Linked DNA regions of Homo sapiens: region 1 is linked to region 2. The links are chromatin contacts, found by Hi-C or POLR2A ChIA-PET in ENCODE. All regions are on one chromosome and are shown on one strand. Each heading gives the region's core, a stretch centred on a gene start or an enhancer-like site at or near the end of the contact. The rest is flanking DNA. Distances are from core to core; before and after follow the strand shown. Region 1 has its middle 170 kb from the start of TBC1D2B. Region 2 has its middle 9.6 kb from the start of CIMAP1C.

The links. A loop is a pair of places that touch in the nucleus more often than their neighbours do. ChIA-PET counts read pairs that join two places held with the same protein, here RNA polymerase II (POLR2A). Pooled maps may share reads with other maps.
Region 1: a loop to region 2 is called in a map of Jurkat, with 168 times the contacts of the local background. The contact joins two enhancer-like sites. A Hi-C loop is called at or near these places in 7 of 168 maps with a recorded cell type or tissue (CD8-positive, alpha-beta T cell, GM12878, Jurkat and 4 more), 3 of 37 single-sample maps with no recorded cell type and 1 of 50 pooled maps. POLR2A ChIA-PET finds 5 or more read pairs at or near these places in 1 of 52 experiments (H1).

What each region holds. Positions count from the first base shown.
Region 1 is chr15:77,909,268-77,915,029 of GRCh38, forward strand. It overlaps the pseudogene DNM1P9 and the pseudogene GOLGA6FP. Among named protein-coding and RNA genes, the nearest start is that of TBC1D2B, 170 kb to the right of the region's middle. Within about 2 kb of position 1,529, at least 13 of the 41 ENCODE cell types and tissues checked have a DNase peak (open chromatin) inside an H3K27ac peak, as active enhancers do.
Region 2 is chr15:75,730,968-75,736,391 of GRCh38, forward strand. It overlaps the pseudogene DNM1P35. Among named protein-coding and RNA genes, the nearest start is that of CIMAP1C, 9.6 kb to the left of the region's middle. RefSeq lists enhancers at 364-1,295, 4,988-5,424. Within about 2 kb of position 4,126, at least 3 of the 41 ENCODE cell types and tissues checked have a DNase peak (open chromatin) inside an H3K27ac peak, as active enhancers do.

The DNA of each region.
Region 1 (5,762 bases), core at 279-2,778, 2.2 Mb after region 2:
TTCCCCAGGGTCCCTTCAGAGGACCCTGGACATTCTCACCGCCCAGAGGGGCCTCTGGCACTCACTCCAGCCATCCAGCCCTTATAGCTTCACCATTTTGGTTTAAGCAGTGTTCCTTCTCTATCAGGCCTGGTGGCTGTTGGGTGGGGCTCCCCAGGCAAGAGGTGGCCCTGGGCCAGTGGGTTGGAAGAGAGGGTGAGCAGAGAAGAGAGAAGCCCAAGGCGGCTGAGCATTAGTCTGAACTCTGGGTGCACTGCCTGGGTGCCATGGGAGAGGCCAGCATGTGTGGGCTGGGGAGGGCTGCCACAGCCCCCAGGCACTACCTGTGAAGCTCCGGCTCCTCCCTCCATCTTCCTCCCCTTTCCCTTCCAGCCCCTGTTTTCCAGGAACCATTGCTACACCCGCACCTGCACCCTCCCCACCCTGGCCCTCCCACAGCTGCTGCAGCGTGCCCGCCCGTACTCTGTGCTTGCCTCACCCGCTCTCTGCTTGCTTTTCTCTCTCCTATTTTCTCTCTGCTTCTCTCCAACTGCCAGCTGATTGGGTCAGGCAAGTCCATCCCGTCCCGAGAGCCCCAGCCCCACTTCGACCTCTAAACAGATCCTCCTCTTCTCAGAGACCTCCCTTTCCAAGCCTGCCTGGGCGGGTGTCCTGTGACTTGACAGTGGCTCCCCCAGCCCCAAAGCCAGCCCCCTTCATCTGTGACTTAGTCTGTCATAGTGGTGAGCTGACACATCCAGGTGTGACCGTTGCTGAAAACTTGGGCCCTTTCTGTGGTATGCCCCTGCCCTGTTCTATAAATATCTATAAATACTCATACATATATATACACCTACACATGGCTGACCGCCTTGCCTCTAGCACTGGGAATCAGTCACCATACTGTCCTTGTGGAATCTTGTGGCCCAGCAAGAGGAAGCTCTCCCCTGACATTGCCCCTCCAAAGTGTGCCACCTCCAGTGAGCCTCCCTGTCATGCCTGGCCTGTGGACAGCCAGCCCCCGCCATCCCTCCCACCCCCCACCAAGCATGGGGGTGCTGTGCAGGCAGCTTTGTGGCCTGACAGTCTCTACCAGTCCTGGTGTCCCTTGGCTGAGAATCAAACCCATTTCTGGATGATGGGGAATGTGTCCTCTGCTGGCTGTGTTCTCTGTGGAGCTCAGGGGAGGGAAAAGGCCAAGCCATTTCTAGGGTGCTGTTGGGAGTGGTGAAAAGGCCACACCTTTTCCAAGGGACACTTCCTGGAAAGCCCCTGGAGCTTAGCTGGCTCTTATCCTGTGAAGCTGGCTCTGGCCACTAGGGGGCAGGGCCATGAACTCAGCCTGGAGGAGCCTGCGGGGCAGCTGACACTCTAGAGGGACAGACAGAACAGGCCACCCGGTGCAGACAGGAGAGGGAGGCAAGGGGACGGAACGGAAGATGCCGGGGGTGGATGGAAGTCAGTGCCCTTTGGTGCCGGTATCTGTCTTCCCGGCCACCGCTAGATCAGGCTTCTGAGCCTGTTGGCTGTCAGGGTCGGACTGTGCCCCATAGGCGCCATGGCAGTCCCCATGCAATCCACCAGGTGTCACCAGGCAGCATACAAGTAACAGGCCTGGAAGGTCCCCAACAGCCCAGCTGGACATGCTCACTCTGGGGCTCTTCATTCAGTGGCACAAACTCCAGGACCCAGTGAGGGAAATGGGAACCCACCACGCTGAGCAGTATGGCTAAATCCATTTATTCCAAAATGGAAAGCAAAATAAACAGGAGTCGCATCACCAAGGCAGCCAGGACCCCATCCCCTCCTCCTTCCTCTGTCCTATGCTATCAATAAATAAGTTTCCCAGCCACAAATAATGATTAGAACCTCCTCCTCATATGCCAGCTCCAACCTCCGCTAGGTACTATACAGGGGGTGGCCCTACCACCCGGAATATACAAAATGTTACACAGATACTATATGTACACTGCGGAAGGGGGGCCACCACAGCAGCCCATGCCCTCGCCTGCTCTACGGTTAGCTCCACTGTCCCACCTCAGCTGCCTCTCTGAATAAGATGGGAGCCCCCTGAGGGAAAAGTTGCTTTGGTGAGAGTAGGGAGGCCATCAGGCCTCCTCCAAACAAACCAGCTCTACCAGCCTCTGGCTCTTAAATAATAATCATCATCATCCAGAAACTTAAGGACTCAGCCCTGGTCAAGGTGGCAAAGGGTCTGTTTTTCTCCCCCCATTAGACAGGGGTCTTGTCTTGCTACCCTAATGGTAAAGGGGTGACTGGGAAGGGTTGGTAAGAACATGGTAGGGATGGAGACTCCAGCCCCACTTCTCTGGGCTTATGCTGACAGAGACCTGCTTTTATTTTTATCCCTTGAGTTTTTTAAAAAAATCCAGTAACTTTATTCATAACTTTTTCAAAAACTTTTCATAAAACATTTTTCTACTTTTTTTCCACAACTTTTGCCGCAACTTTTCCACAGCATTTTTTATCCCATAACTTTTTCATCCCACAACTTTTTTTAATACCTGTAACTTTTTTGTTTGTGTTCTTTTAATAAACACACTTGCATAGTTACATTACAATTTTGTAAAAATAAAAACCGATTATCTCATGCCAAGCGTGCCCAGCATTTGCGCAGTCTCAATACCTTTAATACTATAGTTTTCAAGACACACAAAATTTTAAGGCAAAAACAGCACTTTGCAACAATTTAATAATTTATTACATTACAGTAGCATCACAGTAGCAGTGAATAATGCCACTTTAGGCAACAGTGTTTCCGTATTTCCATTATACATTCTGTTTACAGGAATTCATCAGTTGGTAAAAGTCATTCTAAGAAAACTTGGCAAATAAAGCCTTGCATTGGAATTGGCATTTCTCTACTTTTCCTTCCCCCAGTTTCTTTCTTTTAAACTACAGTATTCATATTTTAAAATGTTTTAACTTATTTTAAAACTTAAGATAGCAGTTACGTTTTTGAATAGTTATATTCTTTTAAAATGACTGTTTAAGATAAAGTTTTAGAGAAACTATACTATGGATAGCACTGATTTACATTTTCACATTTTCTAAATATCAGCTTTGGTTTTAGAACTGACTTTTTTTCATTTCTGGAAAGCCTATCAGGTTTAATCAAATACTTTAAAAATGATTATATATTGCAATCTTTAAATAGGTTTTTAATTCTTCCTACAGAAATTCAAATTTATTCAGTTGAACCCACACTTTAAAATTCTATGTTTCTGATTAAACTCTACCCTTCTAATGTTGCCTTCTAAGCAAATTGAAAGCTGCCTTATACTGAATGAGGAAGAGAACAAATACTTGGCTGAATGAGGTATTGCAAAGGACCGCATGCACTTTGAAGAAAGACTTAAGTTATTGTCATATGATTTGCATTCTATTTAATTTTTCTTAAGTATATGACAAAATACCTACACAAAGAGTGGTATTTCAGTTAATATAGTACATTCATTTTCCAGACTGACATTCAGCTTAAATATGCCAGTGTGTGATTTAATCCACAGGTACCTGATGAACACATTATTGTCAGATTGGTTACAGGTGCTAAAGGCTATCTGAAGGTCATTCCTAGTCGTTTATCTTTATCAGGGTAAAAGTGAAGATATAAAAATACCTTCAAAATAATTTATCAATGTATTAGGTAAGCCCACCTTCAGAATTATAAAGAAAAACTGTTAGACCAAATAAGGTGGCTAATTAACAGTGATATGATTTCTAGCCTGAGGGTCTAAATTGGACTTAAACTGTCTTTAAACTGAACTCAAAGAATGCAAAAGCAGCAAGTTCAGAAAATAAAAGGCAAGAACAGGTCTTTAAGTCCATTTTAAACCCTCAGGCTAGAAATCGTCCTACTGTTAATTAGCCACATTCGTTGGTCTAACAGTTTTTCTTTATAATTCTGAAACTGAGTTCATCTAATGCATTGATAAATTCATTCAATTTGGAAGAGTCAGTTGAAGTCACAAGGACTTAATATTTGCACTATTTCAGTGAATGCAGGCACATCTGTTATTCCATCTGTAAAATCGTATTATTGCTCTCCTATTAATGTCATATGTATAAAAGTATCGTGAGGATGTCAAGTGGTAAAAATGGAGATGGTCTAGTAACTAGAAATGCCCACCCCAGGGAGCGCACACGCATCTCTCCCTGCATCCTAATAATGTGACGTATTTTGGAACACAGACATTAGAACTTCATGAAATTTTAGCTGTTGATTCTTTCCCAAGCATCTTAAAGTTATGACTTAGGCAATGTATGACTGAAATAACTCATTCATCATGTATAGGCACATTAACATAAATATGGCACAAAATATGCCTCTAACTGAAACCGAGAGGTATAAAAACATCTTTCACTCTTTGTGAAGAACTTTGTGAGGAAGCATAACTCTGTGATTGTATAGACACTTTTCCTCATAATACTTGGACACTCACAAACAGTAGATTGCACGGCAGCTTGTAAACATTTTAAGTTGCATAAACTTCACCTTGATTTTCATATGTAGTATAATACTGTCTACTAAAACTCCTTTTTGTTTCAACTAAGTACTCTCTCATATATTGGTTTATAATAATGGTTGTTATTATTTTTAAAGTGTTTTCCATTCAAAGAAAAGAAGTAAATTCCTATGTCAGAGTAACTAATGTGGTTGAAGAATAGGTATTAGCCAGAGAGGTCTAGATGATAAAATCAATCTTCTAGCCTCAAAGAAGCTCCATGAACATAGAGGAAGGCCAGGTGTCACACAGCTTTCCTTCACTCGAATTCATTCTTGACTAGCGCCCGTATGCCTCTTCCAGGGACATTTAAACTCTTAAAGGATTTCTTATGATCTTCACTAAATACCTTAAGAAGAATGCCAACCGGTGCCCTTTTGTGTACTGGGACATATACTCATGTGATTAAAACAGGTAACATGAACTCTGACTTTAAAATGTATTGTAGATATAAATGCTCTACGCTAGAAAAGGTTTTCCACATCCACAGTCAATGATGGGAGCCTTTCATTCCTCAGAAATAATCCCTTTTTAGGTCATCGAGAAAGGGTACAACTGCTGCAGCTCATGATGCAATATCTTCATAAGCCCAGAGCACACACAAATCCTAAGGGAACTACCATAGTACAGTGCTCATTCTTGGCACCAGAACAAATGAAACACACTGTATCCTGCACACACCTGCCAGAGCAGGCCACTTTCCTCTTCTGTGAGATTTAAAAAGCTCCCCAAAATGTTATGACTCCCATCCCCAATACACAGAAAATAGGGGAAAGGCTGTTTCCAGTTCTCGGCCTTTAAACAACTCTAAATGTCAGTACTCACAGTGGCATATTACAAAGTAATAAACAGTGCGCACTTGAGGGCAAACCACATATTGAGCTAATGAAGAGCTCACTGTGGTTAGGATTCAATCAAACGTAATAGCAGAACATAAGCACATTTTATCTGAATTCTGTAATGAATATATGTGCTGCAATAACATTTAAAAAGCATGGCAGCCTGTTCCAAACCAGCAAGAATAGTTTTGTGCAAATAGTGGGTCTTTGTGTGTATGAATTCCCACCACCTAAGGGCAAACTCGATATGCGTGCTAATGACCTACAATTATCAAGTAAAAAATAAAAATGCTAAAGGATGCCAGAAAGAACATCAGGGAAAGACCAACTCTCCCTTAACTTTTTACAAATAAATTTAAACGGTAAATTAGAAACACAAATAAATGTGAGTGGCTCTAGCATTCAAATGGAGTAAATG
Region 2 (5,424 bases), core at 2,876-5,375:
AGGCCTGGCTCCATGTTGGGTTACCTCAGCCAGGGCTTGGTGGTGACATCACAGTCCCACGAGCCTCTTGGACACTGGCTGGGGTGGGGGCTGGTCTGTTGTTCCACTGTTGCTGGAGGGAACCCCAAGGCCAATCACCACTCAGGTTCCCAGGACCTGGGGGGATGGTGGCCCTGGGCCAGGAGCAGAAGAGGGGCCCTGCCTGCAGGGACACATGGACACACCATCTGGAGGCACACAGGTAGGGGCTGTGCACACACACGTCCCTTACCGCACACACGTGGGGCAAGACACACACACAAATGCACAGACCCACACCTTACTCTACACACACACACCTGGTACCACCACTGCCTTCAAACACCCTGCCCCATCCCTCTCTCCCAGGCATCTCATCTCATGCACAGATACGTGCCCACCCAGGCTCACTGGCGCCCCTCACTGCCCTGGAGTAGTAAATCCACAAACCATGAGATGTCCCGACATGCAGAGAGAGGTGGGATGGGTGATGGGAGGGAGGTCAGGAGAGTCCCTGCATTCCCCCAGGAGAGGGGACCGCTGGCTGCTCTCAGCCCGCCAGCCTGGGACCTGGCCTCTGGGCGCTGTGCACGTGGTCGTGAGAGGGCACCCCCATGAAGACAAGCCAGGTCCCCACTCCTGCTCCCAGCACTCACAGACACCCACTCTCGGGGCTGCTCAGGTACGGGAGGACTAAACAGGAGCTCCTGCCACCCGGCTCCTTTCGGGGTGTGGTGGGGGGCTGGTGGGAGGACACATCCCCCTGAGTCCGTGGCCCTGCTCACTGGTGGAGAGTTGCCCGCCCTCCCGTTCCTTCTGCTCCCTCTTCCTCTCCACGCCCACATCCTCCCAGCTGGCCTTTCTCTCCCCCAGATCCTCTCCCATGACCAGGTTTCCTCTCTCTCTCTCTCTCTCTCTCTCGCTCCCTGTGTCCCTGTGACCTACTTATGCTCTAGAATAATGATCGACATTTTCAATTACCCCCAAAGTAACAGCCGTTCTTGGGGCCTGGCGGAGGACGGCTGCATGGGCGTGGGCACGGGCGCTGGTTTGAGTGTGGGGCCTGCGGGTGGTGGGGGTGGGGACGCCCATGGTCCCACTGTCCTTTGTTTGCTTTTTCTCATCCGGAGCCTTCAATTTTTCCTGGAAGATTGGAAGCACGTTTCCCTTCAGGGGAGGAAGGGAGATAAAACAGAGAAATAAAAACTGTCATCATTCTCTTGTAAACAGCGTAGAGCCAAGTGGGGGCTCGGCAGGAGAGAGCGACATGAGGGAGAGGCCAGGACAGAGAAAGGGGGCCGAGAGGGATGGGGTGGGGAGGTGAGCAGGAGCCCCCCCTCAAGGCCGGGTGGGTGGGTGTCCTGCAGGAAAGACTGATGGGAGGGGAATGAGGCGAGGTGAGGCTGATCCAGGGCTGGGGCCAGGTTGGGGGGTTGCGGTTTGAGGAGACACAGTGTCTGCTGAGTGCCAGGCAGGCCCTGGGAGGCAGGCGCTATTCTCCGAATCCCACCCTGCGCCAGGCTCTGGGGGTGCTGAGGTGAGTGACAGACATGTCTTTGCACTCTTGGGGCATAAACTCTATTGGAAACAAAGCGGTGGCTTCATGTGTTCAGCACTTATATCAATTGAGGCTCAGAGAGGGTGGGTGACCTGCCCGATGACACACAGCTGGAGGTGAGGAGACCAGGATCCCAGCCAGGTCCGTGTGACCGCAGTCTCCTTTCACACCACCTCCGCTGTGGGCACACTTGGCTCTTGCGTGACCTTGAGCAAGTCCTCACCTCTTGGCCATCAGTTTCCCCATCTGAAAAGCAGCCAGCATGCTGGCTCTCTGCAGGGCTGAGGGGAGCATCAGATGTCTGGATGTGAAGGACGCTCAGCTCTGGCTCTCTGGCGAGTTGGCGGGGGGACGGAGGAGCAAAGACCACCGGATGCTGGGAGAGGGACTGGCCGGCAGGGAAAGGAGGCCGGACCGCAGATTTACTCCCTGCTGCTGCCCAGTGGCAATAATTGGGTACTGCAGAGGGTGGGTCTGGAGGACCTTCTTCAGCTTGCAACAAGGCCAGAGCAGAAAGGTGCCTCTAGGGAGTGTTGTCTAGTCCTCCCGGCCCCATTTTGCTGATGCCCAGAGAAAGGAGGGACTCCTCCTCAGGTCATCCAGGGCAGAAGCTTGGGCTAGGCTTTCAGGGTAGGGTGCTTCCCTCCATCCCTGTGGCAATCAAGAAGCCCCCAGTCAGCTTCAGAGCAAGAGAAACAGAGTTCTACATCCTCTGCTTGATGCCACCACCTCCAGGGAGACTTCCAGGGTCTCCTCCAGTAGGAAGTGGCCTCACTCCTGCCCTGCAGTCCCACACTCAAACTCTCCTTGCTCCTCCTGCCCCACCCAACCATGACTGTCCTCCTGCCCGCAGCAAATCAGGCAGCGGGGCCCCTTGAGACACGAGAGATGGTGGAGAACCATTGTTACCACTCAGGGAGCATGTGCCAGGGGCCCACTCTGTCCTGCGGCTCTACCTGCATCCTCTCACTTGAACCTCGTAAGAACCTTGGTAAGTTGGGGTTATTTTGATCCCCATTTTTCAGGTGAGGGAACGGGCACAGAGAGTTTATGACCTTTACACACAGAGTGGTGGGGCATGGACTCAAACCCAGGTCTGTCTGTTCTCTGGAGAGGCACCTGCATTTGGAGGTGAAAACTACCCCTGTGGCCATATGACAGTCCACTGTGACCGGACACTGAAATGACCAGTCCAGGGGGCTTGTGGGCTGGGGTCTCAGCTTCACCACTGTGCTGCTGGGTGACTTTGGGCAAGGCCCATTCCTCTCTGGACCCTGGTTTCTCATCTGTGTACTGTGTATGTGCATGCATGCATGTGTGTGTATATATGCGTGCGTGCGTGCGTGTGTGTGTTCTGGGCTACCTCAGAGATCCATTCTGGCTTTGAGTGTGGTATATCCCATCTTGGGCTGGTCCCAAGGCTTGGGCCCTGGGATGGAAAGGTTTTAAAGGTCATGGGGAGGGGGTGCAGATGGCAGTGTGGGAGGCAGAGCTCTGGCTAAGAGCTGGGCCCCTTGGGTGCACCTCCTGCTTGCGTGTCACTGTGTAGGGCTGGGGATCAAGGGGAGGCATGGACTGTGAGGGCACGAGGGATCCGGCTCTGGGACAGGTATGGGGTTGGCCCTAGGGCCTGGATGTGTCTCCCTCCACTGCCTGCCACAGAGGGAGTTTGTCTTACAGGAAACAGCCTCATCCATCAGCGGCAATGGGGGGCTGACAGTGGCCACTCCCCACCAGCCCTGGCTGGAGGCAGACTCATAAATCCCATGCCAGGCTGGGCTGTAAATTCCTGTGATTCACATCTGGCCTCTTGGAGGACAGAGACATTTGGGGCTGTGGGGCTGGCTGTTCTCTCTTGGACAGGACAGGTGGGTACCCGGGAGAAGCCTCTTCACTGGCCCAGCAGTCTCAGATGGCCCCCCTGAGGAGATGCGATGCTGAGCCCCTGGATGCCTCAGGCCCAGCCCGAGCCATCTCTGCCCACGCCCAGGCCACCTCTGCCTGGGCCATTCCTGTGCTCTGGCCCGAATCACCCTGGAGGTCACGTGTGTGGACACACTCTGTGGCCTCAGAGATCTCATGGGGCCTGTGGCCCTGTGGGTGGAGGATTACTCAGGTGCTGGGGCAAGAGACTGAAGGCACAAACTGTTTCAATATAATAAAGAAAATAATTAGAATAAGAATAGTCATAATACAAATTAGATATAGAGATGATCATAGACAATTACCAATCATTACTATAAACATTATTAATCATTAGCTTTTAATTACTAATATAACCTAGGAATAACCTGCGGGTATAGGGTCAGGTGCTGAAGGGACATTGTGAGAAGTGATGTAGAAGGCAAGAGGTGAGCCCTGTCATGCCCGCATAAGGTCCGCTTGAGGGCTCCTTGGTCAAGTGGTAACGCCAGTGTCTGGGAAGGCACCCGTTACTTAGCAGACCGCGAAAGGGAGTCTCCCTTTCCTTGGAGGAGTCAGGGAACACTCTGCTCCACCAGCTTCTTGTGGGAGGCTGGATAGTATCCAGGCCTGCCCGCAGTCATCCGGAGGCCTAAACCCCTCCCTGTGGTGCTGTGCTTCAATGGTCACGCTCCTTGTCCACTTTCATGTTCCTCCTGTACTCCTGGTTCCTCTTTGAAGTTTGTAGTAGACAGTGGTAGAAGGAATAGTGAAAGTCTTAAAGTCTTTGATCTTTCTTATAAGTGCATAGAAGAAAACGCTGACGTATGCTGCCTTCTCTCTCCCTGCTTCGGCTACCTAAGAGGGAAGGGCCCCCTGTTCTGTGATCACGTGACTTGCTTCACCTTGTCAATCACTTAGAAGATTCACCCTCCTTACCCTGCCCCCTTGTCTTGCATGCAATAAATATCAGCGGGCGCAGCTGTTTGGGGCCACTACCGGTCTCCGCGTCTTGATGGTAGTGGTCCCCTGGGCCCAGCTGTTTTCCCTTTATCTCTTTGTCTTGTGTCTTTATTTATTACAATCTCTCGTCTCCGCACACGGGGAGAACACCCACTAAGTCCCGTAGGGCTGGACCCTACATGGCCTGGAGGGTTGGCTCCAAGAACCCCACAGTGAGGTCTCCTGCCAATCCGCATGGCATTCTGTCTTGGGGCTGTGAGGACACGGTGGGAGATCACGGCCCAGTCTGTGCATCTCTCATTCCAGGGAGGCCGGGGCCCCGAATCCACTGTCCCTTAGACAGGAAGGGGATAGGGACACTCAGACCAGGGCTGCAGCCATTTGTCGCCTTTCATCAGGACTTTTGCCACACTCAGATGCCACTGGAACTCTACTTAGCGTTTTTTAAAAATCAGCTTACTTTTAAAATTTAAGTGTGTGTTTTAGCCTCGTCTTTAGCCATATTTGTGAAATCAGGGTCTGATGTACTAGTCAAATACCATGCACATACACGCTCAGACACATACATATACACATATATGTGAAAATATACACATGAAATATATCCATGAAAGTAAACAAAGTTAAAATAGCAAATGCTCAGCTCCATGTACCATCTAACCCTGCTTTAGGTTTAGAGTGGCTCTAGTCTCCCCCCATTATGGGTGATTCCTCACTGGTGAAACAAAGCAGGTTCAGATGGCTCACAGAGCTGAGCATTTACCAGCCATTCTAGCCTTCCTCCATTTTACAGACAAGGAAACCAAGGTCCAGAGAGGTGTAGGGCCTGCCTGAGGTCACACAGCGCTGGGATTAGTGGCCAGCCTGCCTGACTCCCAGCTGAGTGATCCTTTTACGGAAGCACACTCCCTGTCTGTGGTGTGCAGGGCCCCTTCCTCCAGAAGCATATGTGGACTCACAGAGCCCTTTAGGAGACTGTGCCC